Regions from separate parts of the Homo sapiens genome. Here region 1 is linked to region 2. Evidence: chromatin contacts called from ENCODE Hi-C or POLR2A ChIA-PET data. All regions are on one chromosome and are shown on one strand. Each heading gives the region's core, a stretch centred on a gene start or an enhancer-like site at or near the end of the contact. The rest is flanking DNA. Distances are from core to core; before and after follow the strand shown. Region 1 has its middle 67 kb from the start of MIR760. Region 2 has its middle 56 kb from the start of BCAR3.

Region 1 (3,594 bases), core at 785-3,284, 41 kb after region 2:
CTCAGAGTGCTGGGATTACAGGCATGAGCCACCACACCTGGCCCAATATTTCTTCTAAATTATTGGCTGGAATACTCCTATAGAAAGAAACATTCCCTTCTCCACTATTTGGTTACCCTGAGGTTCAATTTATATGGCAAATGTAGATTCCTTTGCTTTGCTTTCCTGTTTTCAGAATAATGAGTTGGTTCCCCAGTATTATCCAAAGGTGAACAATGGTCTTTATTTTTCTTTTTTGAACATCATTATAAACTTGTGAATTTCCAACAGAATTCATGTGGATTTCAGTCCTTTTTAGTTATTCTTATTCATATTAACATTGTCCCATTTGTGGCCAGTGAGAGCCTTGACAAGTTGACTTCTGAGTCCTGTTGACATGACCCCAGGGATCTCTGACACTTCCCTCACTATCTGGTATATCATGGTGTTTAAGCTTCATCATATGCAATTCCTCCTCTGGACCATCCATTTCTGAAATAAACCCTGGTTCCATTTGGTGGGAAGCATAATTTAGAGACTACAAACCGGTACTAGGGGCATGGACTGCATTTGACTGGTCATTGTTTCTAGGCCTTAATAGTGGTCAGAGATAGGAAACAGATTTAAGATAAGAAAATGTATCATTAGTTTACACTAATATATTTTATTCAAATTTAAAATTACAGAATTTTTACAATTTTAAAAATTTTATATTTGCATCTCTTATGGTGAAGAATCTTGGTTTCTATCAACATTAGCCTAATTACTTATTTGCTCTATCCTATTATATATATAGTGAATAGTATCAGAATAATAATACCAATATTATTACCAGCAATCTGATTACTAAAATCATGGAGTCCTTTTTTTTTTCCTTTTGCCAACCAAACCAGCAGCAGCAGTGAAAGGGAGTTATTTTTGCCTTAGGATAATCTGTTTCTAACGCTTGTTGCAGCCCTGGTTTTACCCACTACTCACACCTCCTACTGGGTTCCCAGCCACCTGCCAGTTCTGGCTCCTCCAACAAGACCCACTTCTCTAGGATCAGGGATTTTCCCTGCTGTCTACTTTTCTCCAACCCTTCTTTGCTCAGCTGAATCCTACTCATCCTGCAGTTTAATACTCAGGTATCATTTCTCGAGGGAAGCCTTTCTGAAGGTAGCACCTCCCCTGTTGTGGTTCTCATTAAACCATTATACAATCACATATTTAATTATCAATTCCCTCACAATATATAGGCTCTTGGAGAAAGGAGGGTGTCTGTCTTTGTTATTGAAAGCCTCAAGCTTTGGTGTGGGGTCATGGTAGGAGCTCAATTTTCTGATACTAATCTCAGGTTCTGATATCTTGGCCAACATCAGAAAAAGCAGTTGAGGAGGATGGGAGGAGGCAAGATGGGAGGAGGAGTGGTGAAGGCAAACAGCTGAGTTTCAAACAGTCAGAGTTTATTGTCTAAAACTTTGAGGGAGAAGCGCCGATGCTGAGTTTTAGGCAATTCACTTTTGTATAGGAAGCATGGTGAAGATAGGCCACCTAATGATTAACAAAATCGTTAGAGTAGCAACAACTTCTAATTGAAAGATGCCATTCCTGAGGTCCAATGACTTGGCCAGGGCCAAGTCATTCATTCATTCATTTGCCCACAGCTGTTTATTGAGCTGTGTTGTATGCCAGGCACTATTTTCAGCAGTGGAGAATAGGGTAGAGAACAAAAGGAAACTCCTAACCTCATGTGGCTTACATTCTAGTGAGAATGACAGGTACCAACTAATAAACAAATAAGGATGAGTCGGTGGACATAAGTAAAATGAAGAAAAATAAAGCATGGCAAGAGGATAGTGAGTGATGAGTAGGGCTATTTGGGTATTGGGATCAGAGAAGACCCCTCTTTGAGGGAAACTTGGTTGAAAAAGAAAGTGAGCCATGCAGATACCTAGGGGAAGGGTGTTCCAGGGTAGCATTAGTCATGTTGACAGAATGTCATTAGAAACCTGAGCCTCTTCCTTCAGCGCTTTAAGTAATTGCTTAGTGCGTAAGTTGTTCAGGAAATGAGAACAAACTTAACAATGCACGTACTCCTGGATAGCAGACATTCTGCTAAAGGATTTTGCAGCAAGGGAATGGTATGTGGCAGCTGCAATACCCACCTCCAGCCCAGCAGGGCCTCTCATGCCCACCTCTTCCCTCCTCCCCCAATCCCAGGATGTGAACAACATGACCCCAGTGCTTCATTTACAATTTGGGACCAGCTAATCCTAGGTGACTCCGGTTCCTGTTGCCCTTGGCCTCCACCCAAAAGGTAAACCCCTCAGGACATGTCTTCTCATCCTCAAACCCACATTGTTTCCAACCTCCTTCCCACTGACCTCATCCCCCACTGCTCCTGGAATTCCCTCCCACCCTCAGGGCCTGCTTAAGGTAGACAACACCCAAACCTCAGCCTTTTCTTTTCTGTTCCCTTACAGGACTCCTCTGTGGCCTTCCTTTGCCACCTTTTTCATGGAAGGCTGCTCATTTTCCCACATCCTGTGGGGACTCAGAAGCGATCAGCATTGTCCTAGCTCCCCTGATACTTTGCTCAACTCTCCTTTGTACAAATGATCTTTGATTCTTATGCCATCTACCTCTTCCTTCTGCTTTTCCTACCAAATCCTGGTTATCCCATAATAGTGACTGAGGAATTGACTCATAATGTTTCTTCCACTCCAACTCTTAACATCACTTGAAATGTCTACACTGGGCTGATGATTCTCTTAAAACTCTTCTGTCACATTTCCTTGGCTTCTTCAAACACAATGACATTCATCTGCTCTCTACTCTGGCCACCCAAAGCAATCAAGTGGCCCAAAGCACAGGCACAGAGACTGGAAAAGAAAATGGAGATGGTAAACAGGAAGTGAAGAGGAGAGGAAAAAAAAAAAAAACAAGATGGAGGAGCCAGGATTTTCTTTGCAGAAAGGGCTAGAAGCTCAAAACTCCATTTTGGGGGTGCGTTTGACATGCATTGTGGATGGTTTCATTTGGTTTAAAATCTTTTTTGATCTGGACAGAAATTAGGGTATTCTGGTTAATAATACATTTTGTTAAAAGTGAACATAACATACATTACTAAATTTACTAAGAAGAGTAAAAAACCTCACTGATACCCCTTAACCATTACTTGCTAAATAATAACATCCTTTGCATTTACAAAGTACTTTCACATATTTTATTTCATTTTAATCTCAAAACAGCCTTGTCCTGATTCCCCCTATGATTCTGCAATGATTTGGCTCATTGTTCAGAAATCTAGATCCCAGTGCCCTGGGTCAAGTGGGGCTGGCTTGAACAAAAGGTACTCTGGAACCCCAGGGGAGGGCCAGTAGGAAAAGAAGGGCAGCCACCATGTATAGAGCTGTGGAGTGGAGGAGATTGCCCAGTTCTCCAAGGTCCAGCTGACTAAAGCACCTGCCCCTAGTCCACTTGGCCTATGCCAGGAGTCAGCAAGCTTTCTTGGAGAGGCAGAAAATAAGACAATACAAAAGAAACAACCATGGCTATGTTCCAGTAAAACTCTATGGACACTGAAATTTGAATTTCATGTTATTTTCACACATGAAATAATACTCTTCTTTT
Region 2 (3,222 bases), core at 642-3,141:
AAAATATGCCAGACACTCTACTAAGCCCTACAGAATGGTAGGTGCCCTCAAACTGTTCATGTATGTAGACAGAAATATGTGTGATTCCTTTGCATAATATGGTAATGGAACAAAGAATACCAGCAATAATTATGGGGGAATGGACAAGAAGACAGTAACTAATATGGCACTAAGGGGGTCCAGGAAGATTTTACAGAGATGATGGCCTCGTCACTGGATTTTGAAGGATAAAAGAAACTATTCCAAGTGATAAAAGGAGGGAAAAAATTCCCAGGAAAAGTAGGCAAAATGAGCAAAGCTATGAAAATAAAAAATCATCATGGTTAACTTTCGTTGAGTGCTTTCTGTGTGCTGGGTTTTGTTAGGCTTTTGCATTTTATGCTATAGACCTTTCTGAAAGCATGGTCTACGGTCCATCTGCATCAGAATCATCTTACGCATGTTGAAATGCAGATTCCAGCTTCTCCTGTTGGATCAGAAGCTCTGGGATGGGGCTCTCTAACCTGAGTTTTAAGAAGCTCTCCAGGTGATCCTTTTGCACACTCAAGTTTGAGAACCACTGCTAGAAGCCATTTAGATATGTGACCATTTTTAAGTTGTGGAGTGCTGTGGTCAGATTTGCTTTTCAGAAAGCAAATTTTTGAGCAATGTATGAATTGGAGAGGGGAAAGCCTCAAAGCAGAACAGTGGTGATGGTGAAAGTCTGGAGTAGAGAGATAGCAGTTGTACTGGGTTGAATGGTGTCCCCCAAGAATTCCTGTTCACCCAGAACCTCAGAATGTGATCCTATTTGGAAATAGGGTCTTTTGCAGGTGTAATTAGTTACGATGAGGACATAGTGGATTCGGGAGGGCCCTAAATCTAGTAATTGATGCCTATATAAGAAAGAGGAGAGAGAGATGTACCTAAGCACAGAGAGACACACAGGGAAGAAGCCATGTGACAACAGAGGCAGAGCCTGGAGTGATGCAGCTACAAGCCAAGGAATGTCGGGGATGTTGGCAATCACCGGAAGCAAGGAGACAGGCACAGGATGGTTCTCCCCTTGGAGTCTCCAGAAGGAACCGACCCTGCTGACATCTTGATTCTGGACTTTTGGCCTCCTGAACTGTAAGAATAAATTCATGTTGTTTTAAGCCACCCAGTCTGTGGTCATTTGTTACAGCAACCCTAGGAAGCCAATACAGTGGTATCAAGAGGCATTTCAGTGGCAAAATCATAAGGACATAGGGATCAGATTGGAGAAAGAGTGAGGTATGAACAATTAATTATTCAAAAGTTTCTGTTTGGGTGGTCAATGATGAAACTGTGCAACAATAAAGCATGGGCTTGGGGTAATTTTTTTCAAGATGGGCTCTTGCTCTGTCACCCAGGCTAGAGTGCAGTGATGTGATCATAGCTCACTGTAACCTTGAAATCCTGGGCTCAGGTGATCCTTCCATCTCAACCTCACAAGTAGCTAGGATAAGCAAGCACAACCATGCCAGCCTTATTTTTTTATTTTTATTTTTTAAAGACGGGGTCTTGCTTTGCTGCCTTGGCTGATCTTGAACTCCTGGCTTGAAGCGATCCTCCTGCCTTGGCCTCTCAAAGTGCTGGGGTTACAAGCATGAGCCACTGCACCCAGCTCCTGGGCTTGGATTTAGAAGATCAGAGTTTAATTCAAGCTTTGAAATCTACCAATAGTAAGGTGGTGGAACCTTAGTTTTTTCATCTTCAAAGTAGGGACAATATTACTCACCTCATAGTATTGTTATGAGGATTCAATGACATATCATCAAGAAATGTGGACATTCCTGACACTCAATACTTTCATGCTCATTTCCAAAAAGGGAAATTTAAAATGAAATGAAATTGAGGAGAATAACTTGTCTAATAGGCATTCCCAAGCCACAGTTACCACCTCAATGCACTCTGAGCCTACCCTGCAGGCCGGTGATGGAGCTAAGCTTGTGCTCCGCCCTCCCCCGCCATGGGTCTCAGTGCCAAGGATGAGCTGCACTGGGAAGGAATGCACAGAGGTCCCGGCAGAGCTGACCGCAGGTCGGAGATGAGTCTCCGCCTGGCACTGGCATCTTCCATGGTGGTTAACAGCTTGTCTGTGAAGTCCCCATCAGAGGGCTGGGCAGGGCAGGGCAAGGCAGATCAGCAGCTAAGTCCAAGGAAGCCTGGTGGGAGATGCTGGTGGGGAGAGCACTGGTCGGGGAGCAGTTACAGTCATTAAGAAGCCAGTCCTGAGTCAGCCAAGACAGGGTGGGGCGGGGGGTGCCAGGGTTAGGACTGGGGGTGCCAGATAAAATACAGTCTATCCAGTTAAATTTGAACTTTGTATTTATTATTAGTTGAATCTGGCAACTTTAGTTAGGACCCTTCAGGTGAACAAAGGATAACCTGAGAGCCAGGGCCAGAGAATAGGAGCCGTGGGAAGAGCAGAGGGGCAAAGCCTTGGCCTCTGTCCTCTGAGGATATGTTTTCCTGACCCCACCCAAGCAACTGGTGGAAAGGCACCTGGCACTGCCTCTAATCTCCTGGAATTCCCACCTTGACTTGCTGGACAATACTGAACGTTTTTCGTCCTCTGTGCTGTAGGTGTTAATCTCCCAGGTTCTGCTCCCTGGGTTTCAAGCGGTACAACTGGGAAATAAACTTCCTTTCCCCAGGGAAATTGTCCTCTCTGGGTGGCATGGTTACATGACAGCTGCCGCAACCTTAGATGACCCCTACTCCAGTTAAGACGAGACATTTCAGAGCCACAGAGGAGCCTGTGAGATGGGAAATGCAGTGCTACTCAAGGATGGGTGAAAATTAGGGTTAAGTAGTGATTAGAATCAGTTAAGTGTTAATAGAAGGGGTGCCTAGATGTTCATATCTCCCAAATTTAAGGACCTCTATATTTAAAAAAGAACTAGTAATGACTGATTAAAATCTTTATGTTTTAATCTTTTAATACAGTATTAAAATATTCTAAAATAAAAAATGACCAAAAATGTATAGTGTCATCTTTGACCCAGTTAACCTTGCCTATAGAAATGTAGCCTCTTAGAACGCATGCAGGGCCCTGAGCTGGAAGGATCCCACAGCTGGTTTAATGCTCTGCGATTGTCATCTTGCAATTCTTAATAACTTTAGAATGAGGCCCTCCCTACATGTTCATTGTGCACTGAGCCCTACCAATTACGTACTCAGCCCTGCCCTAAGGGGATGGAATATGCCTAAAAAATG

Evidence for each region. Hi-C counts contacts between places; a loop is a spot of excess contacts on that map. ChIA-PET counts read pairs that join two places held with the same protein, here RNA polymerase II (POLR2A). Pooled maps may share reads with other maps.
Region 1: a loop to region 2 is called in a map of PC-9, with 11 times the contacts of the local background. The contact joins two enhancer-like sites. A Hi-C loop is called at or near these places in 8 of 168 maps with a recorded cell type or tissue (HCT116, HepG2, MCF 10A and 5 more) and 5 of 50 pooled maps. POLR2A ChIA-PET finds 5 or more read pairs at or near these places in 5 of 52 experiments (AG04450, BJ, H1 and 2 more).

The regions. Positions count from the first base shown.
Region 1 is chr1:93,777,682-93,781,275 of GRCh38, forward strand. It overlaps a transcript of BCAR3 not described here. Among named protein-coding and RNA genes, the nearest start is that of MIR760, 67 kb to the right of the region's middle. Within about 2 kb of position 2,035, at least 6 of the 41 ENCODE cell types and tissues checked have a DNase peak (open chromatin) inside an H3K27ac peak, as active enhancers do; they include HCT116, PC-3, PC-9 and 1 more, where a contact is called at or near this core.
Region 2 is chr1:93,736,505-93,739,726 of GRCh38, forward strand. It overlaps a transcript of BCAR3 not described here. Among named protein-coding and RNA genes, the nearest start is that of BCAR3, 56 kb to the left of the region's middle. RefSeq lists an enhancer at 1,064-2,263. Within about 2 kb of position 1,892, at least 4 of the 41 ENCODE cell types and tissues checked have a DNase peak (open chromatin) inside an H3K27ac peak, as active enhancers do; they include HCT116, PC-3, PC-9 and 1 more, where a contact is called at or near this core.